Linked DNA regions of Mus musculus: regions 1, 2, 3 and 5 are each linked to region 4. Evidence: chromatin loops called from intact Hi-C (ENCODE). Cell type or tissue: heart. All regions are shown on one strand.

Region 1 (5,000 bases), 270 kb after region 4:
TTGACTTCCTTTGGTGATGAACAGCAGTGTGGAAGTGTAAGCTGAATAAACCCTTTTCTCCCCAGCTTGCTTCCTGAACATGATGTTTTGTGCAGGAATACAAACTCTAAGACAGTTTGCTACCTTTTATTAACTCATTCAAGGTATTCTTTCCAAAGAAAAGGTTAGAAATTAAAAGAAATTAATCTTTTTATTACATTGACTTATCTATTTAGTGTATGTTCACATGTCCACTAAAGTGTAAATGTGGTGCTCAGAGAACAACTTGCAGGAGTTGGTTCTCTCCTTTTACCATGTGGGACCTGATATTGAACTCAGGTCTTTGGTCTTGCCTTTATTAGCTGAGCCATCTCACAGTTTGTATTAGAACCTCTGGATGTAGCTAGAACTTTATGACTGGGCAGCTGTAGAAATCAATATATATGTCCTTTTGAGTCTGAGTTACCTCACTCAGGATGTTATTTTCTAGTTCCATCCATTTGCCTACAAAAGTCAGGATGTCCTCGTTCTTAATAGCTGAGTAGTATTCCATTGTGTAAATGAACCACATTTTCTGTATTTATTCTTCTGTCATGGGACATCTGGGTTGTTTCCAGCTTCTGACTATCACAAATAAGGCTGCTATGAACATAGTGAAACATGTGCCCCCGTGACATGGTGGAGCATCTCTTGGGTATATTCCCAAGAATGATATAGCTGGGTCTTCAGTATTATACTAATACCTTGAGACTTTCTGTGCATCCTGAGGACACAATGGAATGATCCCTGTGGCTAAGGAAGGAAAACTGTACTTAGTGAATAAGGAGGGGAGTGCCTTGCTGGAGGGGTTCCACTTCTATCTTTTTGTGCCAAATTTTTAATTTTCCTCTTCCTCCTCCTTCCCCTTCTTCTTTCTTGTTTCCCTCATTCCTCCCTTTCTTCATCTTCTTCATTTATGGTTCTGTGATGTTGAAGACTAATTCTGAGTCTCATCTACGCCCTGCTCAATTACTTGGTTGTATCACTAATCCAATGGGCTTTTAAAAATATTTGTGTAGGGAAATGACTCTATTGACAAAAATGAAAGGAGGAAAGAAGAGAGAGAGAGCGGAGGTGAGTGAGGAGGAGAAATAAGAAAGAGGAAGAAAAAGAGATGAGAAGGCTGGAGTACTATGGATCTTTCCTATTCTGTCTTTCATTTTCTAAACACATTAATCTTAAAAGTATCTGTATCTTTTATCTCATATCTAGATGCCTCCACCCTCTCTTTCTCACACATGCACACACATTCACATACACCGTTGTAGAGAAATTAAGAAACAATGAGGGCTGGATAGTGCAGCAATAGCTCTAGACTAGAAAGTGGTGCTTAGCAACCAGGACCGCAAAGTTGCTTGCCTGGCCATCTGGATTGATTTTGTTTTTTGTTTTTGTTTTTAAAGCTCTGATAATAGCTGAAGATTGTCTTGTGGTCTGGAGTAGTGATTCCCAGTGTGTCTTTGAGTCATTATTCTCTTTGACAGGCAGCAGTCAATTTCATTTGTACTTGACCTCTGCCTAGGGATGGTACTTTGGACCACATTCTCTTGCACTAGGGTAGAACTGTGGGCTACAAGTTGTAAATGGTTTTTCTGGAAAGTGGACCTCTAAAATGGGACAGGACCAGCTGGTGAGTGACATTAGACACTGGTTCCTTACCTCAGAGACTGACTGTTGGTAAGCAGCTGATGGAGATTTTTGTGGGGGGTGGGGATTATATACTCTGCTCAGGAAACAGTATTTTAGGTTTCAGTTTAAATAAAATCACCAGTAACCTTTCCATGCAAAGAATGAAAAGGCTGACTCCCAAGTTTGAAAGCATCAAAGATAACACGACATGCATATTTGTCTATTCTTGTAGACCACCAGTGACTCTAATGAAAGTCTTTAAAATAAATCTATACACTTGAGATCTAGTCCAGTAAAACCTTTAAAGTGTTAGAGTAACTGATAACACACACACACACACACACACACACACATACACACATACACACACACACACACACGTTGTCGTTCCCTAACATGGGTGAAAACAGCACTTGTTTGCGCCTACTCTCCATGCTCCTTTAACAGGGGTGATAACTGGACAATCCATCTGATTTAGCAGATGAAACCTTCCAGCTCCTTTTACCCTTATACGCTTTCCAACTCTAGTGGACTCCAGGAAGGAAATTGCCATTCAATTACCCAAAGTCAGCCAGGAAATACTCTTTTATTTTAGGCAGCTTCGGGGTTCTTGGAGAACATGGAAGTAGTTATAAAAATGGAACTTTCTCAATTTCCTGTCCTCATCTTTGGCCAGTCTCCTATAGTTTCATGGGCAACAGGACACTGTTCTTTCTGCCCTCGTGACACTCTGCTGGCCATTGCCCCAGTCCCCTAAGTACTCCCTTGTGCCTAGAGCCTAGCTCCTTTTCCACTTAGCATTGCATGAAGTTACCACCGTCAATCATGTGGCTTCTTGGCTTGGATCTGAGTGGGGGTGTATTTTTTCCTGTTTTCTAGTTCATATTTTGTGGGGATATCTTTGTCCAGATGGTCTCTATCCCAGGACATTTTGCAGAATATCTGTGAGCCAGCAAAATGCCAGGGAATTTCTTATTTTCTTTGGACTCAAGAAAGTCCCTTGGTTTGCTCCTTGTTGCCGAGTCATTCTTGTGAACTTTAAGCATGTTCCCTTCAGAAAGCAGTATTTTCTGAGCCACACATGTATATATACATATACATGTAGCATTTACTATGGAACAATAAAAATTAGTCTTTGGCAGATTCTTGCAAAAGCAGACTGTGGAAAGGATAGCATTTTTATTTATTTATTTTTTTATCCCTTTTTATGAGACGGGCTAACCCTTTCTCTTTGTGGCTTTACTTTTAAGCAGAATTATTGAGCCTCAGAAATACATTTGGAGCACATGTTCCCCATTGGACAGTCCCCGGAGTTGACCCCAAGGACTCCGTATCTGTCTAACCTCCTCCCAACACCAATCCCAGAACGAGACTAAGTCCTTTAGAAGCAAATCACGTGGAATAAGCCAGATTGCAAATGAAAGCTGCACGGTCTATTGGCAGCAGCGTAATTTGTGTTTATTATGCTCTTTCAAGCACTGCTCTGTCCCCTTTGTCTCCTTTGCTTCTCGCACGGTAGACATCTGCTCACAACTGAAATGCCTTGGAAGAACTTGATCCCTTCGGGCTAGAAGAGGTGAGGGTGGAACAGGGGCCACTTCATCTGAATAATGTTTAGCAACTTCACTCTGAAGGATGGTGCGAACGATCTTTCTTCTCCCTTTCTCCTGCAGCCTAGCACAGCCCACTCTCTATTGTCTTGCAATGTGCAGGAGCGGTCTGAGTAAAGGATGCTGTGTTGAATGACTACTCCTGTTGAGGGCTTTTAAATGCTTTAACATGTGGCATCATTGTTATAGCTGTCATTGCTGTCTTGGAATTTATTCTCAGCTCTGAGAAAGGCTTTTAAGCCATGTGTCAGGCAGCACGTCAGCAGAAATTGCCAACAAGCATGATTTATATTCAGCCTTTTAGGGCCAGAAGAGTACTGCCACAGGCTGCTTCAGGTCTGAAAAAGATAGGAGCCCATCTCAGCAGTCTGGGACCTACATCTGCCCTTGGTCAGGCTAACCATTTTATTTGAATGGTAACAGACATTTTTACTGGCAGATTTCCTGAATATGCCCTCCTGTATTGCAGTTTTAGAAAGTTGCCTCTTTGTACCTCACACTCACCCCTTTTCCCTGTCCTGTATCTGCACTCTAGTCCTCTTTAGAACCTATTAGAAAGGGGCCATTCCAGCTGTCTACACTAACTGAACACAGGTAAGACTGATAGTTTGTTGTTAGGGATATTTATTGTCAGAGAGCTTATCATTGGAGATTTAAATTAGTAATATGGTACAATCTCATTCGATGGCCTATTTCTTACTCCAAAGAATACCATGCAGATATCACATACTAACAAAATAATAAACAAAAATCAAGTTATTCACCCACCTAACTAATGGATGGATAAATAATGAGAACATACCCATATAAGAGAGTATATTCAACCTTATAAATAATAAAGTTACTGATATATGTTATGACATGAATGATCACACACATGCACACATACACAAGTAGCAACTTGGTATACTATTCCATTCCTATGAAATCTTTAAGATAAAGTACAGAGAAACAAAGAGTAAATAAACTATTATATGGTAGAGGCTGAGCCAAGGAAAGAGAAGAGTATATTAGTGTATATTGAGTTTCTTTTTGAGGTAGAAAAAAATCTGGAATCAGATAGTTGTAAAGTGTGATGTGCACCATTAATGTATTAATACTATAGTATTTTTCAATTTTAATAAGTGGGTTTTAAGTCATGTAAATTATAATCTGAAAGATATATATATATATATATATACATATATATACACACACATACATACATACATATATACATATAGTGAGATTATTTTAGTTCCTTTTGGGTGTTTGTGCGTGTTTCTAAAGGAACCTTAAAAAAGAGAAATTGACCTTAGACTGTGTAGTGATTATGAACTTACATCTATAAAAACAGAAGATATGAGCTACAGTTATATGCCAATAAGAAAGACTTGTTTGGTGAAATTGCTATGGATGGAATTAGAATTTCATAACTTCCTTTGCGTCTCTGTGTGTTTTTCCATTTTAAAAATTATGCTGGTCTATTTTGTAGAACTTTGAAGATGAATCTAAGTTTTATATTTGAGGAGAAGAGGAAAATAATGTTAGCTTAAAATGTTCATCTCTATCCACGGGAAACAGTGTGCCCTGAGAAACAAGAATCAGATGGGGAGCATGAGCTATAGAGCAGGCCAGTCAGTCTTCATCATTTACACACACACAGAGAACATAGTCTATTTAGATGTATTGTCTTAGCATCATAATGGTGATGAATGCATTAGAAGGACACTTAACCTGGCTGCCGGGCATTCCTAAGACCAC
Region 2 (5,000 bases), 640 kb before region 4:
CAAAGCAGGGTTCTTGTCTTAAAAAACACTGACCATGGATATATGTAGGTTCATGTATGTATGTATATTATATGCATGTGTGAATGCTAAATCATGATTCATGTGCTTGAATGAAGATCTCTCACAGAAATCTGCCCATAGTTATAATAGTTAATTAACACAGGACAAAAAAAATAGTATTTCAGGTGTAGCTATGTTTTAAAAAACAAAACAGCCGGGCGTGGTGGTGCACGCCTTTAATCCCAGCACTCGGGAGGCAGAGGCAGGCGGATTTCTGAGTTCGAGGCCAGCCTGGTCTACAAAGTGAGCTCCAGGGCAGCCAGGGCTACACAGAGAAACCCTGTCTCGAAAAACCAAAAAAAAAAAAAAAAAAAAAACAAAACAAGACAAAACAAAAATATCCTGAGTATCAAAAAAGGCCTATACTTATAACTCACAAAAGTAATTTTAAAAAATTTATATCACATTTATTTAAAATTCTTAGTACAGTATCTTAGATCTAAACAGGAGATAGTATAAACAGTAACTACCACTATACAACATTCAAGAAGAAATGACAGATTGATTAAATGATCATCTGATTTTTCAACTGGCAGACCTTAGGCAAAAGATAGCAAACATAAGGAAGTAAAACGACGTAAAAACACACGTCCGAAGGAAATGGCTAAGAGAAAGACGTGATCAGCAAAGACAGTACCACGCTACCAAACGCAGTTTCTAGATCATCTATCGGAGACTGCCAGAAGGTAGCTCAAAATCAAGTCAATAACCTCATAAGCAAACTTCTCAAACACGATTCGGTACTATCTGAATCTTAGGCATAAAAGCTGAGTTTTAATTTCCTGAAGGTTTAAAAAGAGGTCTTATTTAATATTCTACTGAAAATGTTAAATCAGGTAATCAAACACCAAAAAGAAATGTGATTAAGTCAAAGCACCAACACAGTGAGGTCAGAATTCGAGCAGCCAATCAAATGCTTAAAGGCATTTCCTGCAATATTAATAGTCAAAAGAGAAAGCCAATCACAGAAACCTCCAGCTTTCTTTTGACAGTAACAGAAGCTAGGGAGCCAATCCACACACACCCGTGGTTGACAATAAGGCGGGACTGAAGGTTCATTGAAGAAATTCTTCAGGGTGCAGTTACTATGAACTCCGCACACAAGTAACAACACTCCAGAGTCGTAAACACTGTCAAATCGGAGGAAATTCAGTCTTGGGTATAACTTAACCCCCGGGAAGAAGGAAACAGCATTTTGTCCAAATTTTAACATCTGGTCAAAAACGCAACTGTCAATGCGGACGCTCTGAGCCCTCAAGTTGTAAACAGCCATCCCGCATGCAACTTCCCCGGACGCTCGCTGCACGGGAAGCGCGGGCCTGGAGGCCAGTTTCAAGCATTCGGGCTCCGTCCTAATTCCGCACAACCGAGGAGGGGCCAGCCCGGCAGGCGAAGCCGGCGTGCAGATCAGAGGACTCGCTAACGCAGAGTCCGGACCGGGGGTCGCTGCCCGGCCGCAGGGATGCATCGCCTACTCCCGCGGCACCTCTAGCGGGCAGCGCAAACCATCACCCATCACCCCACTAGCAGGAAGATGCATGTTTTGAAAGAGCTCTACTTTCCCGAGATCGTTTGTTTCAAAGGCAATTTCGTGCACGCACAAATTTTAAAACGCAACGAAAATAGCGCCTTAGCCCAAGGACCCTTTCTCGACCCATTAACCCCGCTCCCGGCGAGATGTCTACGAGGTAAACAGAGGCTGTACGCCAAGTGCGGGCCGGCGCATCCCTGCGCCATTCCCGGCCGCTGCTTACGGCAGGGCCCCCTTACGGCAGCGTAAGCGGCGCCGAGAGCTAATCACAACACTGGGACGCAACAACATGGCGGCCGCGGGCGGGCGCTGCGCCGGCCGACGGGTTTACGCTACTCCGCCGGCGTAGGGTCCGGAGCGCGCAGCGGCAGCGGCGCCCTCCAGCGAGCGTAGAAGCGCTCTGTGAATGGCGAGGCCCGGCTGACAAAGGGGAGGGGGGAGGAGGGAAGGGGGGGGTAATAAACACTCGAGTCCCTACCGATTCCTCCTCCTTCTCCATCCCGGTGGGCATCTGGGGCACGGCCCGGTTGATGGAGACGCAGTCGTTGAGATCAGGCATGTCCTTGCCGCGGTAGATGGGCAGCGGTTTGGCGGCGTCCAGCGCCCGCGCTCGGAAGGAGAGTTTACTCATTGTCTCCCCGCCTTACAGGAACAGCCCGGGCGGCGGCGGCGGGGCGGGCGGGGAGGGGGGGGGAGCACTCCCGCCGCCTCCTCCACCTCCTTCCTCAGTGCAGCGCGGCCGGCCCGCTCCTCCTCCTCCTCCGCAGTGCCCCCGGCCCCAGCATGGGCGCCCACCCCGCCCCAGAACAGCCCCCCGCCGCCCGCGGCCGCTTCCACACTCTAGATCCGCCGCTCGCCCGCCCGATCCGCTCCCTGCGCCATGGCCAACATGGCGGACATTACCACAGCGGCGGCGAGCGATCCCGGCAGCCCGCGCGAGAGCGCGCCCCCGCCTCGGGGACGCGCGTCGCCCTCTCCCTCCCTCCCTCCCTCCCTCCTTCCTTTCCCTCCCCTGCCTGCCCACCCACTCTCTCCGCGGCGAGGCGCGGCCAGCCCAGCCGGCGAGAGCGAGCCGAGTCCCGGTGGCCCTCCTCGGCGGGACGCTCGGCACGCAGGCGGGGCGGCAGGTGCCAGGTGCGCTCGGTCCCCGGCTCCGGAGCGGGCGCCTCGGTGCCTCCGCCGCCGACTCGCTCCGCGCGGGGCTCCCTCGGGAAGGCTCAGTGCCTAGGACCGCTCGCCTCGGGGGGACAGGAGGCCTCCGCCCCCGGGCCACCGGCCGCCCCTCGAGTCTGCACTTGGACAGCTCTGCTCGCCCCGGCGCCTGCTGGCTGGTTTCGCGCCTCGGGTTTGCGCATCCCCGGGGAGGTCCGACAAGTCCGCTGCGTCTGCCCACGCCGAGAGGCACAGCCCTGCTGCGTCTCGCGCCCTGAGAACTTGGGCAGTCCCTGTCCAGAGGAGCTCTCCAGAGTTAGGCACCGCCGAGAGGATGCTCGGGTAGACAGGAGGGTCAGTAGTTGGAGACTGCTACTTGAAATAGTTGCTGGACGCGGCAACAAGCGGACTTGCACCTGTCATCCAAACTTTCTTAGTTTGATGGTTGGCATTTCTTGAAATCTCTAACCAAAGTATGTGAAAACACTGGTTACAGTGACGACTCAAAAAGAGTTTAATAAAGTTCCGGACTCCAATTAGTTTGCGTGTTACTGTGTTACAACTAAACTGCTGGATAATTAGTAACAAGAGTCGTAACTACTTGAAAGGGCAGCTGCAAAGATGATGGGCCAAAAAAAAAAAAAAAAAAAAAGTAAATTCTTGAAGAAAATGATACAGACCACACAAAAGAGTGATGGAAAGTTAATTACCACATGACATCTATAGTCAGTTGCTGTGACAGGTCAAAGAAATTAGACATAGTTTTGGCCAGAAGTGGTTTGCAAAAGCTCTGCAAAAAGGAATCAAATTGACTCAATTAAATACTAGTCACTATTGATACAAACCTTTGTTGCAGTTTCTTAGTCTTTAAGCAGTACATGTTTCTAAGCAAATTGCCTCACTGTGCAACAGTTTTACCATTTTCTAATCATTGAAAAATACCCTACCTAGCTCATAAAAGGGTAGATGGTTTGCTAAAGTCCAACAATAAAAACGGGTTTCTTTGTCATGTCTTAATATAGCAAAACCATCTATCTCTCTTCATTGCCACCCATTATTTTTCTCTATTTTCTTCTCTCCCTGCTTTTTTTTCCCTCCCTCTCCCCCCCTCCCCCTTGTCTCCAGCTTTTCCTTTGAAAGCTGAATGGTGAATATTGACTTCCTGGTAACACAAAATAATCTAACCAGTCTGTCCGGGGACACTTTGGGATGTTATTCAGTGGCTTTGTTTTATGTCCACTTGTTACTGGTAACAATGCAAACAGACTGTGGCTCAATTCTTGTAAGCAACACCTTTCACATGGTTGTGAGCCTGTGCTGTTGTGAGTGTTACCCTCTGGCGTAGTTCCAATCCTTTGTAAGGAAGAACAAGAAGTTCTCAGAAGGGGGGCTGGGGGGGTCATTATTGAGTACTAGTCTGAAAATCAGGGGGAACAGTGTTTGAAAAAATGAGTCATTGGGGCCTTTTATCTGGATTCTCACCCCTTCTCAGGCTCAGAGACGGTAGCTTCTTTCCAGTCTCTCTGCCTAATGTTACACTCAGAAAAAGAAGTGTGGACATTGTGTGTGTGGGGGGGGGGGTATAGTCCCAAGTAGTTGAAATCCACTCAATTCTTATAGCTATATACTTCTACATAGGGAGAAATGCTGTGATTTTTGCTAAAAAGGAAACAGACTCAGACCTATAATTTGTCAAGTTCCAATACCAGGGAACAGCAGACCTGGATTAACTCTGGATCTATCCTAACTCCAAAACACTTGTTCTCCTAGCTGCACACTTTAGTATCCAAGCTCTTTGGTTTATTGGCCATCCAATGTTCAAAAGTTTCTGACCCAAAGTTAATTAATGAAAGCCCCCAGAGTTAATTAGTGAGAATGGCTAGCCCTACCTCACAGAAAGCAGGCATCTAGTATGTTTGCTGATAGCTATGAAGTCATATCAGCTACACAAAGAATTTCAGTGCTGCTGTGACATTCTACTCCAGGTTGGAGTTTGAGTGCCTTCCTGGCCTGCCATCAGGCCTAGCCATTGATGCTAATTTTTCTTTTCTTTGGCCTACCCAGCAATCCTTGCCATCAGAACTTTAGAAACAATAAGAACATCTCAAAGAAACTTTTTTTTTCTAATGTAAAACTCAACCAAGAGAATGGCTTTTGCATCATAGTTGGTTTGCTGTTGGTCTTTGCTTTAAATGAGAATCAATTTTATCCTCCAATGTTCACTTTTCTTCTTGCCTTGTTGGCAGTGATTACAGAG
Region 3 (5,000 bases), 430 kb after region 4:
GCTTTGATGGATTCTTAGATTTATAGGCTTCTGTCTATTGCAAACTTTGAGATTTTTTTTTTTTTGGTCTTATGACTTTACCTTTGCAGTTGTCAGTTTCCTTAGGTCTGAGTCTGCGGTGTATGAAGCATAAAGCACAGGAAACTCACTGTCATGCTAAGCACGGCTCAGTCTGTCTTCTGCTTTCTAAATTGTGGACTGTTTTCATACATGCCTGGCATATAATGTACAGGGTTGTTAAAATTTATTAATAAGAAATAGGGAACTTTCTATTCCATCTTCCCTGAAGCTGAATTTGTATGTATTTTTTCTTAGTATATTTCTCAGCTATCTAGCATATAGAATTGCTTGTTCTTTAGTGTGTTGAAGTGATTTTCGGATGAAATTAGCTGGCTGATTTTTTTTTTAATGTGTTGTATGAGAGGAACGAAGGTTCATATTCCTCTTGAAAGGCAGTGCCCTTGGGTCTAACAGGCTGCACATAGTTAAGGCATTGCAACCTGCTTTGTGGCAGCAAACCACTGATTTTTAGCCTCTGTGGTAGTACACACTTTTAATTCCAGCACTTAGGACAGAGGCAGGCGGGTTTCTATAGTCCAACACCAGTATAGTTTAGATGGAAAGTCGCATATGAGCCTAGGATGCCATACTGAGACCCCAACTTTAAAAACTAAGAAAAAATTACCTGGATGCTTTTTTTAAAAAAGCACCAAAAAGAATTTACTTCTAAGTAAAAATGGCCTTCTAGTGACAGATATTTCAATTGGGCTGTAAAAAAGCTAAAGTTAGCAAGCATGAAAAGCCACAGGTCATATCAGGTGGGAAGAACAGTAGGGGTCATCATCAAACCACAGAAAAGGTTATAGATCAAGAGAAGACAAAATGATTGAAGGTTCCCCAATCCACTCATAAAACAAACAAACAAACAAACAAACAAACTTAAGACCACAGCAGAAGAGTTCCCTGCCCTACCTATAGCGCAATGTTGGCTGAGCCTGTCTTCAGATGTTTTTGTAATTGTGCAATGGTTCACAAGATCCTGATAGAGAAGGAAGCCCAGAGAGCTTCCCGCCCATTTCACTGTCCAGTCTACACAAGTCTGGAAGTAATTCCCCTTTGTTCCTTTGAGTGTCTTCTGCATATGAAACACATACAGATACTTCTAAATGCTTGTAATATACTTTGTTTGTAAGAGTTATTTCACAAGTATTTTTATAGTGAGATATATATATATATATATACACACACACACACACACATATATATATATATATATATTGACTTTATATTTTCTGGTACATAGTTGAACTATTGAAGAAATACATAGATTTGTAAATTTTTTTTCAAACTTGAAATGTTTTCTTTAGTGCTGTTTTTATGTACTTCCTGAATTTCTTGAGGAATTCCTATGATTCTGAGTCTGATTTGTGCTTTTTGATTATACTTGTACTGACTATATTATTTTACACATATTGGTATAGTTTGAACCTGGACTAGATCCTAAAACCTACATGTTAAAAACCTGGTCACCACTTTGGTGCCATTGCAAGGTGGTAGAAACCTTTAAGAAGTATGGTCTATTGGGAGGGTTTACATAATTGGAGGTGTTCTCTTGTTATGGGTTGTGGGGCATTTGTATTTTTCTCTTTCCTCTTCCTAGTCACCATAAGGTAAAGAGCCTTGATCTTCAAGATGTTTCCAACTGAGGTGTACTATGTTGCCAAGAGCAACTGAGCCAACTCATAATAGATGAAAACTTCCAAAACTCTGAGCTACAATAAACTGTTTTCTTTACAAAGTGATTTATCAGAGATTTTTTTCTTTTGGTAGAGTTTTTATGGAAAGCTGGTTAACACACATACACACACATATACACACACACATGCACACACATGCATACACACACACATATACTTGGGGAGAGAGAAAGAGAGAACAACAGTATTCATGGACATGTATTTCTACACACATATAAATATGTAGTAAGCACAGATTTATGTAGAAACACACATAATAAGAGCATGCAAAGACACAGTGGTTTATGTAGTTTGTGCACCTATGTGTAAGAAAAGAGAAGAAAATGATATTATTTTCCTAACTTCTTAGGAATTTTCATAAAAATTTAGGAGACAGTCTCATGCATGACAACTAATTGCCATTTTGTATTGAAATTGCTATTCCTTTTTGAGGCTTCTACTTTTTTGTTATAATTTTCTTATTTATATTACTATTTTTTATATCCCATTCACTATCTCCATCGCAGTCACCCCCTCCTCAAATCCTTCCCCTCTGCTGACCTCCCATTCTTTGAAGGGTGGGGCTCCCCTGGTATTCCACCTCCTTGATGCATCAAGTCTCTGTGAGGCTAGGCACAGCCTCTCCTCCTGAGGCAGCCCAGCTAGAAGAAAGCATCCCATGTACAGACAACAGCTTTTGGGACAGCCCTCATTCCAGTTGTTCAGGACTCACACGAGGACCAAGCTGCATATCTGTTACATATGTGTTCTTTGGTCGGTGATTCAGTCTCTGAGAACTCCAAGGGTCCAGGTTAGTTGACTCTGTTGGTCTTCCTGTGGAGTTCCTATGCCCATTGGAACCTTTATTCTTCCTCCTGTTCTTCCATAAGTGTTCCCAAACTCCATCCAGTGTTTTGCTGTGGTTGTCTGCATCGGTCTGAGTCAGCTGCTGGGTGGATAGAGGCTTCTAGTTTAAATCTGCGGCAGATAAAATCTACACAGAACCGTTTCAGTGATATTAAGAATATTCTCAAAGGAGAGAAGAAAACAAAGTATGACTTCATTGTCTGCAGAATTAGGCTCTTCTTTCACTTTGTTCCAAATAGTAACCCCTTCCCCCCGCCTCCCCCCCTCCCTCACGGGGCTGGGTTTGGTCTCTTACCGGAATTTGCTAAACACGAGTCTAGTCTGGTATTAAAAACCGAACGAAACCAAGCAAAATGCAAATGTATCTAAAAGAACAATTTCCATAAATTCATTTAGAAACTCATTTGGCAAGGAAGTCTTTTGAAAGTCCAACTCAACCTGAACAGACTTTTTTAGAAGCCCGTTTCCTGTTTTTCTCTCCAGGAAACACAGAGAATAGTGTTTTTGAAAGAGTTCCAAGTTCCTGGTTGGAGATCAGCTTCCTCAGTTAATTTCGAATCTCTTATGATTGAGGTGTATCTGAACGTCAGAACAACGTTTGCACTCAGACCCCTCAAGTCCGGTGCCTATTTGTCCTCCCCGCCTTACCTGGGACTCTTATGTAAATCCTCTTTAAGCATAAGTGGTTATTACTTCCTGTGATTGTTTGTGTTCTCGGTACTTGATGGACACTTTTTCCTCCACATATACATTATTTATTTAGGAGTGGCATAGCATCTTGCTGAAAAACATGGGTCACAGAGTCAGAGGTTTGGAGGAAGCCTAATTCTTTCCCTTATCTGGTGGCCTTGGACCAAAGGTAATGTGTGTGCTTCAAAATTTCTATCTAAAAGAAATAAAAGATCTCTTCATTGAAAGAGCTTATGTACATTAAAGCACACAAGAGGACACCAAAAACACTTTGTGCCAGATGTACTTCTGTTATTGCCTCGTTAAATAAAATCATCAGTCTAAGAAGACTGTACTTTAAGTTGATGTAATTCCTCCTGCAGCAAAGAATTCAGCTCTTAATAGATACCATCTGAGGAAAAATCTAGAACGTCCCAAGTTCTACAGGTTATCTTTACTAAAAAGAGGCCAGCTGCTTCATTTCTTTTAAATGTTTACCAGAGTATTTGGAACTTAGTTTATTTCTAAGCATGCTTTATAGTTGTTAGCCTTGGCAGTTACATGTTGCAGGTCATCAGGGAAGATGACTAAGGCCTTGTGAGAATTTAACCCTTGCTGCTGTGAGAACTTAATCTTTGCTAATTAATTACATTCCCATGGGCATTTAGTTTTTTTTTGTTGTTGTTGTTTGTTCATTTGTTTTGCTTCATTTTGTTTTTCCAGTAAATGACTTCTTACTCTATTATTATCCCCTCCAGTGCCCATTGATTCACAGAAAATAACAAGTGGAGTTTACTGCTTTGATTTTGAACTAAATCTTGCGGCTGTTTTCATTGTGATCCAAGACTTTGTTTAATCAGAAGCTATTGGAGCGAAAATGTTCATGTTGCAGATTTCCTTTTTGACAATGGTGCATGGGAAGAGAATTCTGAAAGAACTAGAAAATATGATACCCACTGGAAGAAACTGAAACAAGGAACACCCAATCCCACGTGCTAACCAAGTGGGGATTCCTTTCTGAAGCTTTGTACTGTGCAAAGGATACTTTTCTGGTGTGCCGAGAAGTTGTCTCTGGGACCGTCACACTTGGAATTCCAGCAGATTACCCTGTCATCAAGTCATCAGTATGCTGCTATTTGAATAAACACAGCTGTTGTTTTCCAAGAAATATGGCTAGGAGCAGCAAGGAAAAAAGGGCAATTAGTGTTATTGAAATGGTGGGGTACTCAGGGTGGTATATATATATTTATGAGAGTTTTCATTTCCGAATAGCTATTTGCCATGCTGTGACTGAGCGGTAGGGGGTGGGAGGGTGGGCAAAGGTGGTGGTAACAAGCCTTTCTGCAAATCCTTGCTACTTTGCTACCTTCTGCGATCTAATATTAATTATGAATAATTTTCATAATTAAATACATATTTTAATTCATGCAACCTTGGTGTTTCTTCTCCGAAGAGAAACCTTAAAATTTTTATGACATTTAAAATATTACACTGATGACTGCTGCCAGTTTTCTTGTGAGACTATCTGAAGAGCAAAGGCATCAGGTCTCAGAATCAGGGCAGATGTTTACTTTGGGGGGTTGGGGTGTGGTGGACATGAAAACTTTCCTCTTGGTATCATAAAAGGCACAGTGTATCAGAAAAATCATGTTTTATACCAGTAGTGTGGTCACAGGTGAAAGGTCCTTCCTCCTGCTTCTCACATACTTCATCTGTGATGTGGTTGTT
Region 4 (5,000 bases):
TTAAACTCTTTCATCCCTCCAACTAACTCTCCGGTTAAGTGCATTTGCACACCTTTCAGCTAGATGTATGTATGCATTTCCAGAATTTCAATACAAAAGCCTAGTTTTTCCAACCACTGGTTGCAACCATACAACATCTTCACATAATCAAATTTTTCAGATATAAAATGGCCAGAGTATTCTCCTAACCTTGAGTTAAAAGAAAAGAAAAGAAAAAGAAATACATCTCACAAGAACAGCATATTTAACATGAACACAATTTCACATGGCCTGTTCTTAACTGAAAACAACGTGTCGGTGCAAAGCGTTTAAAATAAGTATTCCGTAGGTAAGCAGAATCTACGCCTGAAAAGAGCACCCAAATGGTGGGTGAAAGCCAGCACACACCACCAACACACAGCAGCATACCTCTTCTGCACTGGGTTAGGGTTAATACTCCGGCAACTAAAACTATTTTTAACACTACTGGACAATGTAGTTGGAGAAGACGTGAGAGGAGACCTAGATTAAATCGCTGATAGGATGCATTGTTTCTCACAGTCAAAATTAAACACCAGCTCACTTGATCTATGTCTCGATATTCACCGGTGAAGCACTAATTAGATGACGACCAAAACCGGTCCTTGTTTTGGAACAGCTTAGGCTAAATGACATTTTGGAATACCTCCTTCTGGGTCTCAAACCTTTACATAAATTTTCACTTGTGGTATTTGCGGCTTGAACAGCAACCCAACCAGCGCTGTCATCGAGTGTTATGGCCACAAACCATGACTTTCTCACTTGCACAACAACACAGCACTCAACCTATCAGTTCGCCACACCAACCCAAAACAAGTGGAATTCATGGAGATTTCGAGATGATCGGGGCTGCGGGTTTAGGCGCGGGAAAAGCCTCGGCCCGAGAACTGCCCAGCAGACGGCACCCGGCACCCGGCCACAGCCCCGCCGCGCCGGCTCCTCCACCTACCTGAAGAGCAAGAGATAAGAAAGACGGCGAACGCCAACTTTGCAGCAGCTCCCATTTTCCCGAGGCGCCGGAGAAGCCGTAGGAAGTTCTCGCTAGATATCCAGTTCCCTGGGTCTTCCTCGGAGACAAACCTCCTGGTGTAAAATCAACCGTCATAAAACATATTCGGAAGCCCCGAGGCGGGGGGGAGGGGGAAGCAAAAAACGTTCACAGGGTTGAAAAAAAAAGGATTTAAAAAAAAGGCACAACAATTTAAAAAAATGTACCACGGGGGAAAAACCGCCACATACACGCACAACACACCAAACCAAACAACGAAAAGCCAACAACAACAAAAGCGGGTTGGAATCACTGTCAAAATCACTGTCAGCTCCGCTCGCCTCTCGCGTCTCAGCGAACAAAACGCCTGGCTGAGGCGACGAGGCGGCGGCGGCGGCGCCCGCAGCCGCCCGGACGGTCCGGGAGCCGAGCTGCTCCGACGTCCGGACCGACCTTCAACCCGGACACCCAAAGTCCGCGGACCACAGTAGCCGAGCTCGCGGCGGTGGCGGTGCGAGGCGGCCGCGGGAGACGGCGACGGGAGAGACGGTGGCGCAGGCGGCGGCCAAGTTCTGGTCCAGGCTGTGGCTCCGGCTCCCGGCTCCCGGCTCGGCCGCGTTTTCGGTCTCCTGGCCTCCGCCGGCCCCGCCCCCTACACTTCCGGTTCCGTCCTGAAGCTGGAAGCCAGGCGCGGCGGAGAAACGCTCCGCGGCGGCGGTGGCGGCGGCGGCGGGAGCGGCGGCCGGGCGCAGCGCGCGTGCCGGGCGGCGAGCGCGAGGAGATTGTCCGGGAGGCGGGGCGAGCCGGAGGGGCGGGGCCGGATCCGGAGCGCGCTCGCGAGGCTGCGGGAACCGAGACCGAGCAGACGGGACGGCGGGCCCTGCGGGTGCCCGCCGCGGCCCCGAGACGCCCGGTGTGCCCAGTGCGGTGCCCGCCCGGGCGCGAGAGCCGCGGCGCCCGAGCGGGATGGGCGATGCTAAGGCCGACTGCGGCGCCCAGCCTTTCCTCTGGGGGACGCCGAGGCCGCGCCGACTTGCTCCGAGTGGGCGGGAGCCGCACCCGCTGCTGCCCGAGCGAGCTCGGTGCTCGCGAGCCGGCCGCGCCCCCGCCGCCGAGGCCTCCCCACGTTTGTCTTTGGGCTAAAAAATAAAGGCAGGAAGGGCTGTCCGCCAGGTCAGGACACCCTCGCCAGATAGCTCGATGTGAGGTTCGGATCCTATCCACCACACCTTGTATACACAAAGCATTGTGTTGCAAACAGGTTTGCTCCTAGTTGGCGTGAAAGTCTGTATTAGGCTTGAAGTGAAAATCGCAGATTTCAGTGTATTGGACCGTCAGAGACGGTGGTGTTATCAATTCTTAGCCTCTTGTAAGACCTGTTTTTACCCCGTAAGCCATGTTGAACTGTTGATCGGGTGTTCAGTTAAGCACCGAAACATACAGAATGTAAAAATGTGAGCCCTACCTCCAGAAGCTCGGCTATTTGGGATATTCGAAGTTGGCTATAGCGTGCAAAGGATGATTGCTAGAGTCAGTTCGTCTGCCATTTAGCACAATTTGGTATAATAAAGGGGGAGATCTTGTTTTCCACTTTATTCCAGCATTCTGAAGGTTTTGACAGGAATGCTTCCTCAGTAGATAGGTAAATACCTAGAAGTTTGCCCTTTTTTCTTAATACAGTAGTAACCTCTGTGTTTGGAGACATTTTCAAGAAAAAAAGGAAGCAACTGTGGGATGGGTAATTAATGTTTTAGTGTACACTGATCCCCACATTTTTCCACAAACTCACTTGTATTTGTTTTCTTTTTCTCTTCCTATAAACTGCTCTATATTTCTGTCTATTAAGTACATCCTATAATTATCTGCCTATTTCTACTACTTGTCAGGGTTAATAATCATTGTGGCTCTTTAAACTCTCTCCAAGATTTCCAGTTCTCAAGCCCTGCTCAGAATTGATGGTATTATGCAACAAAATCCCAAACTGGTCTTCAGGATGCCTCAGTAAATCGAATGTAGTTCTGCAAACAGTTTAGGCTGGACAGAAACGAAGAGTTGCCACTAACAGTCTTAAAATGGAAGAGTGTGTTTACTTTAGAACCATCTACCCTCCTTTCTCCCAGGGATGGATCAGGCCCTACTGTTGTCTTGTCACTACATCGTCTCGATGTTTCTTCATCGCTAAAAACAGAGCAAGTGAAGCAACAAGAGTTGCATATTAGTTTCCTCTCACCTCCTAGTCTGACATATGAGTGAACGTAAAATTATTTTCTAAAGTAATGAAGAAGAACTTCAAGAATAATTCTGAATAAGAGCATTCTTTGCTAACAAAGAGTTAAAGTAAACCCCTGGGAGAAATTAGTGACAACCAGTCATAACAGCTATGCATTCTGTTCTTAAATGTGCTTCTGGGAGGCACCGGGATGGGCTCTTGTGGAGCTCAAGGTAGCTTCGAACTCCCTAGAGAGCCTAAGATGACCTTGAACTTCTGATCCTCCTGCCTCTACTTTGTAATTGCTGCAATTACTGACATGCACTACTGAGTTGTATTTATGTGGTCCTGGGGATCCAACCTAGAACCCCATGCATACTTAGCAAGCAAATGAGCTCCACCCAGAGCCCAGAATGTACTTTAAAAAAAAAAAAATCCAGAAATAGTGGCTTTAAAAGATAGTGTTATTAATCCCCACTACAGTTCCAAAGCTCACACTGAAGATAGAAATAGCTGAAATTATTAAGGCTGCCCTTTTTCCTCCATATTACTTATGTTTGACAAATTTCTACAAATGCTATGTAATTCAGTCATAGCCACCCCTAATGCTCCCCTCCCAGTACTCCTAGGGCCCCTTAATAAATGCCTTTATATAGTCTGACTGAGTCCAGGTAGTGGTGCTTGTATAAGCGTGGGCAGTCTACCAGTAGTCACATCCCTGCAGAAAGTCCTCTTCCCAGCAAACTTCAATTGCCAGTGGCTCCTCAGCTAAGGCCTCGAGAGGCTCTTCCCGTCAAGATGGGAACTCCTGCCTGGCTTGACCTTGCCAGGGTTACTGTAGCTGCTTCAACTTCCATGCCATGTCCAGAAGATAGTATTTCATTCACAGCACCCCATGGCTGGAACTTTTCTCCCATCCCCCATTCCACGGTGTTCTGTGAGCTTTATGGGATTGATCTAGACATCCTATTTAGGGCTGAGCACCCAACAGTCATTTACTCCTTAGCACTTTGACTAATTACACGTCTCTGCCTTGACTGCTGCTCACTGCAAAGGGAAATGTTCCTGGCCAGGGTTGACAACAGCACTAATATATGGGTATAACCAAATATTTAGAAGGCAGATTGGCAACACTTCTGCCTAACAAAACAACAGTAGTAGGTTCTCCCACGACAGCTTGTGTCCTTCCCTGGCCATGGGCTTTTGACAGTTTGCAGTTCTAGGCATCAATTCAGTGGTTCTCAGCCTTCCTAATGCTGCGACCCTTTAGTACATTTCCTCTTGTAGTGGTGACTCTCAACCATAAAATTACTTTTGGTGCTACTTCGTAAGTGTAATTTTGCTACTGTTATGCATTGTGATGTAAATATCTGTGTTTTCCAATGGTCTTAGGCAAAGCCTGTGAAAGGGTTGTTCCAACCCCAAAGGGGTCACGACCCATAGGTTGAGAAATGCTGAATTTATTCCTATGGAAACAACCTCAGATCCAATCAGAAAGTGGCTAGTCATCTTCCTAATGTGTATGCCACTATTGCAATATACATCTTGCCTAGGAGGTTAGTAACGCAACATTCAGGGTTCACTGTTGGGTAATATTATTGATGACTTTTGGCCCCAAGTAGCCTGCATAGCACCTTCTAGCACTATGAAAAACAGCTGTGAGATAGTTTACAGATCAGTTCCAGCTTGATTTATCTATGTCCTATAACCAAACTATGTTGTGTCTTCAACCATAGGGTCTTTCCATCTAGCGAGAGCAACAGCAATAGCCTATATTGTTTAAGG
Region 5 (5,000 bases), 140 kb before region 4:
TACAAGCTGCATACTTATAATTTTATCCGTTACATTACGGTTACTAGTTTTTAAGAAGACAGGAAATCTGAGGTGGACCAGTAATAGTATTACTATGGGAGAAACAACTTGGGATTAGCACTGATTTCTGCTTAAGTGAAGCAATCACATTTCAGAGAAAGGTGAAAAAAAGTGTTCAAATTCATAACAGAAATCAAAGAATTAGGACCATATTGATTACTGCTATAATTCCCCACTCTCTGTGTAAATGTCTACTTTTATATATGGTTGGTAATTAAAATTTTACTAGACAAGTTCTACATATGAAGTACTTTTAGGTTACTAAAATATGCATATATCATGTTTTGGCTTTACAATCAAGCAAAAAATATGAAACAAAAAAAAAGGATCATCACAGTGTACTACTACGTCAAAGATCACATGCCAAATGTCTTTATAGATTTATTTCTTCAATCCTTTTTGCTGATTGAATGACTGTTTTTCTATTGCTGACATAAATTATGGAATAAAAAAAACCAATGCGGTTTTTATAAAGTGAAAGAGAAGCATACAGATAGAATATGAATGTGTGTATCCATTTTCAAAGAAGGCTAAAGAAATGGATAAATGAAACAAAATATTACCTCCTAATGTAAGCTGTAACCATGAGGCCTACAACAGAAATATATTTTTAGTACTGCTGGAATAAAATTTGGCTCTATTTTGAAATATAGGTATAATATATAAATATAAAGAAAATATAGCACTATAAAATGAAAGCCATAAGAATATATCATATAGGAATACAGAATAGTTATTTTTAATCAAGACTGCTACTCTATAAATCTAAATCTAGATTTACCTTTCGATTGTTGCCAACTATAACAAACTACAACTTCATGATTTTTTAACTCATTAAAGTTTATTTTGGAAATTAATTTTGTTACATATGTGAACAATTTGTTCACAACAAAAATTGAGATGAAAACCTCTTCTCGGTTTACAACAGTAAATAAATAATTCAGTTAAAACTGAAGTGATACCAATCCAGCAAAATATTGATGGGGATATCTGGCCTTCTATGCAGCAAGAACAACATAAAGTTTTCAATGGGGATTACTTGTTCAGACAAGTTACAACGATTAGAGGGGGAAAAGTTAGTTATGAAATATCTAATATTTCCATGTTGTGGAAAATGAATACCAGAAAGGTATGTGGGAAAAGAGAATACCAATGGCATTTAAACTTTAAGCATTTTAAGCTTTAAATATATAGTCAAACATGAAGCAAATATTTTTTACAAAAAAAAAAAAAGAGAGAGAGAGAGAGACAAGTGTAAAATCCAACCAAAGGCCTTATGAAGTAAAATTTGAAATTCGCTATGCCATTCAGACAAAATGAAAAATGGAGAAGCTAAACACCTAACGTAAAACCAGTCAAGTCTTTCAACACTAAAGTCAATATCCAAGCCACAGACAAGCAAAGAGAGAGAAACACTCAGGTCTACAACTGGTTAAAGCAGTTCCAACACAATTCAGATCCCGACATTTTCCCACTCAGAAACAAATGCAGGCAGCTTTTCCTGAGGAAAGAGGAAAAAAAAATCTCTCCAAACGTAATTTTTTAAGTGACATCCAGAAAGTATGCCTCTTTTCTGTCTCTTTCCCTGGCGCCTCATTGGAGGAAGGAGGGGGTTGTTTTTGTATTCTCCCCCAGTGAAGCAAGACACAATCAGATGTTAGCTGGAGAAAGCACTTTTGACAACAGCAAATAAAAATAAAAGTGTCCTTCCTTCCCTGACAGGGTGGACACCCCACCTCACACACCCCTCCTCACTCCCGCCCCTCCTTCACTCCCCCCCCCCCCAGCACCACCCCCTCCTCACCCCGGAGCTCCACTGCGTATGAGGTTTGGTGCTACTGCTGCCCCGGAGTGAAAGTCAGAGCCAGAGGAAGGCAATGGAGCCCCCACAGACACACTTACCTTTCCTGCCCCCCACTTTTGAGTGCCTTCCCTGGAGCTGTGGAGGATGACACAAAGGGTAATAAAGGGGGGGAGTGGAGGAGGAGGAGGCGAAGGAGGAGGAGGAGAGCTGGGGAAGTGGCTGCTCCCGGTGTAGGGAGATGTCTTCAGCCAGGGCCAAGCAGCAGCAACAGCAACAGCAGCAGCAGCAGCAGCAGTAGCAGCAGCAGCAGCCAAGGGTCTGTGTTGCTAAGAGGCTTTTGGTCTCTTTCTCTCCTTCTCTCCCGGCCACAGAGAAGGAGGGTGGAGGGGGCTCTGGAAGCAGGCGTGTGGAGGGCTGAGCGGGTAGGAGTCGTGGATGGGGGTTTTTCTAAGAAGAAGAAACTCCTCTCCTCTCTCAGGCTCAATTCCCCCACTCGGGGCTCAGAGCTGGAGGGTGGGGGAGGAACTCGGCCGCCTTCCCCCCACCCCCCTCAATTCAAGGTTGAAGTGGGGTAAAATTAGTGTCCTGTCCCTTTAAAAATAGAAATAAAAGGTGCCCCCCCTCTGCCACTGCCTCTCTCTTCATCATCAGCTGCTGCTGCTGCTGGGGTCTCTCTGCTTGGGGGGGAGGGGGGGCTCGGGGAGACGAGACGGGAGGCACTCACTGCGCATGTCCCGTTCTGACGGGAGGCTGGTTGGTGGAAGGCAAGGAGGAGGGGGAGGGGAGGAAATGAGATGGTTTTCCCAGAAGGCTCCAAGGCGCTGGCGACCCGGAAGCCATTGTAAGCAGGGGGTAGCCGGGCGGGGGCGGGAAGAGGGAGGAAGTTGCTACTCTAGAGCAGCCCCAGCTGCCTCCTCCCTCCTCTGGGAGAGCGGAGGGACGGAAGTAGGCGGGGACCGACCTGAAAGCAGGTCACGTGGTGGGGCGGAGCGGGGGCGGGGCCGCCAAAGCCGGCCGGTCGCCGTGCATGCTGGGAGTTGCTGTGCGCGGTGGGCTGCAGTAGGAGCAGCGGGACTGAGAAGGTGGTGAACATCCTTCGGTCCTCACCGTCGGCGGCGGCCGGCTTTGCCCGATTTAGGCAGGCTTGACTGGGAGAGGTAAGGCCGGTCTCGTAGGCAAGGTGAGGGCCGCAGTGGCTACGGGCGGGTGGACAATCTGAGGGGAGTGGGAGGCTCGTGCAGGCCGGGTAGGCCTAAAGCAGGAGGCCTGCCCCTGGCTCTCGGCTTCCGGGAGCTGCTGTGGACGAAGCGGGCACAGAGCTCAGCAGAGACGGGCTACAGAAGGCTTTTGGGTGAGGAACATGATTGGGCAGTGTTGAGAGGTCAGGTTCTCTGCAGAGAGAGAAGCACTACCTGCTTTAGAGCGTGCGACATATTTGGAAAAACCTAACCAGATGTGTGCCTTTTGATCAGCTTCTGCGGTAGCCTTGCTCATACACATCCTGCCTTCCTGACTTTTCTGTTTTCTTTGGGATTTTGGAGAAGCTGTAGGCATGTAGGCAAGGAACGGGCAGGAAAGGTCTGAGTGAGGGCTCCCTGCATGCTCTCTGCCTTAATGCTGCAAACACAAAAGACTGCCCGTTTGAGGATGCTTGGGATTGTTTGGTCTTTCATACAGAGTTTTGTCACTAAAAAAGAAAAGCCTTGAAATATTCTTTTCTTGTGGAGCTAAAGAGAAAGCTTTTTGTCTGGGTGTTTCTTTTTTTTATAGTGAAATAACGGCTTCTTTTTCATTTTAACTTTCTTCGTTAGTCTTTTAGCTGGTTTTTGTCAAGATACATCGGAGGACTATTACCTCGTCTTTAATAATCCAAGTTACATTAAAAAAAATTCAAAATCGGAGATCTTCGCACTTACTCTTACTTAGTCTTAACTATTTTAGTTCTGCTCAGTAGGATTCAGTCTGTTAAAAGTTACACATTTTCCCGAATTGTTCTTGGTGCAAGTCTATACAGTACGCTATTTAATGTATCCATTGCACGGTGCTTTTTTTTTTTTTTCCTTCGTCCTAGGGAGGTAATTATGTCAGATGGGTTCAAAACAAAACTCCAGTGCCCTAAAATTTTTATTAGAAAACCAAGTCTCAATCTTCTTATAGAAAACTATTATGACCTAGGTAAAACTTTTAAATCCTGTTTTGTGTAATGGCCTAAGTGTGTGGGAAACTGCACAAAACACAGATGTAGAGAACGACTGTAGCATACATAACCTGTAACCACTATGAATCAAGAACCAAAACATGGGTAGCAGCTGGCAGGAACAGGCCCACTAATTGCTTCCAGGCCTCTCTTCCTCTGGTGCCACCTTACTATTATCTTGATTCTTGTGATTCACTGCTTTTCTTTTAGTAAAAATGTATGTCAGCGCTTCTAAACAAATTCTCAATTGGCCTCTTTTTATCTGCTTGTAGGTAGGTAGTTCACACACCCTATTAAGTCGGACCCTTTATTTACCTGGCTGAGATTTGACCCTGTTAATACATTTTGCTGTAATTTATATATTTTTTTGTTGTGGTGTAAGAGTTTCTAAGGTAAAGGCACTGTTTTTATAACTAAGCCACCATTAGTCTTAATGGACTTTGACTTGTATTCATTTCTTTACTACTAAATGATCTACATAGCTACATAATAATGATCTGAATACTACATAATTTTATGTGAATATAGCTATGTATTTTTATGAGTTGTATGTGGCTGTCTTCAGTTTCACCAAACATTTAGACTGGCATGCTGTCTCATCCCCCGGCCTCAGGTGTGAGCGAGCCTTACTTGTACCTTCTCACCAACAACTAGCTTTTAATTTTGTCAATCTAATGAGGGTAGTTTTATAATTTGCTCTGTGTTGAGTAAAGTTCTGTACTGGTGATATTGACTGTTTTCAGAAACTTGGCTGTTTGGATTTATTCATTCAGAAATTGTCTTTTAAATCATCCTTTTAAAGTCTTTTGTATAGTTTCTTTTTCTATTTTGCTGTTTTCCATAAGGATTTGTAGCATTGCGGCAGATAGATAATCTGTTCTTGTAATATTACATTCTTTTCTTTTTTTTTCTTTTTTTTTTTTTTTTATTGTTTTTTCA

What was found. Peaks named below come from ENCODE experiments on the same cell type or tissue, not always from the same donor. Only the 100,000 strongest peaks of a DNase experiment are listed, where the experiment ranks them.
Region 1: a loop joins it to region 4, with 4 times the contacts of the local background. A loop is called at or near these places in 3 of 42 quality-filtered maps.
Region 2: a loop joins it to region 4, with 2.9 times the contacts of the local background. A loop is called at or near these places in 2 of 42 quality-filtered maps.
Region 3: it touches region 4 in a loop (2.8-fold over the local background); 5 of 42 quality-filtered maps call a loop at or near these places.
Region 5: it touches region 4 in a loop (2.7-fold over the local background); 2 of 42 quality-filtered maps call a loop at or near these places.

Annotation. Positions count from the first base shown.
Region 1 is chr2:48,537,294-48,542,293 of GRCm38, reverse strand. Gm39809 (a long non-coding RNA gene) reads left to right here and starts at 3,147. Exons shown (of 4, transcript XR_866192.1): 1 at 3,147-3,223. In heart, no CTCF peak of the experiment used is centred here; DNase peaks (open chromatin) are centred at 2,383 and 3,373.
Region 2 is chr2:49,449,028-49,454,027 of GRCm38, reverse strand. It overlaps Epc2 (enhancer of polycomb homolog 2), which reads right to left and starts at 2,542. Exons shown (of 14, transcript NM_172663.4): 1 at 2,070-2,542. The coding sequence starts at 2,222. In heart, CTCF peaks have their summits at 1,928 and 2,915; DNase peaks (open chromatin) are centred at 1,077, 2,027, 2,577 and 2,907; H3K4me3 peaks cover 2,848 bases; H3K27ac peaks cover 1,923 bases.
Region 3 is chr2:48,379,749-48,384,748 of GRCm38, reverse strand. The region is part of intron 1 of Gm13481 (predicted gene 13481); the gene reads left to right. Gm25338 (a small nuclear RNA gene) reads left to right here and starts at 411; the gene lies at 411-530. In heart, no CTCF peak of the experiment used is centred here; no DNase peak of the experiment used is centred here.
Region 4 is chr2:48,810,794-48,815,793 of GRCm38, reverse strand. It overlaps Acvr2a (activin receptor IIA), which reads right to left and starts at 1,685. Exons shown (of 11, transcript NM_007396.4): 1 at 968-1,685. The coding sequence starts at 1,022. In heart, a CTCF peak has its summit at 2,009; DNase peaks (open chromatin) are centred at 1,023 and 1,703; H3K4me3 peaks cover 2,759 bases; H3K27ac peaks cover 2,074 bases.
Region 5 is chr2:48,947,138-48,952,137 of GRCm38, reverse strand. Orc4 (origin recognition complex, subunit 4) reads left to right here and starts at 2,871. Exons shown (of 14, transcript NM_011958.4): 1 at 2,871-3,021. Mbd5 (methyl-CpG binding domain protein 5) reads right to left here and starts at 2,630. Exons shown (of 17, transcript NM_029924.2): 1 at 2,589-2,630. In heart, no CTCF peak of the experiment used is centred here; DNase peaks (open chromatin) are centred at 1,937 and 2,667; H3K4me3 peaks cover 3,440 bases; H3K27ac peaks cover 2,227 bases.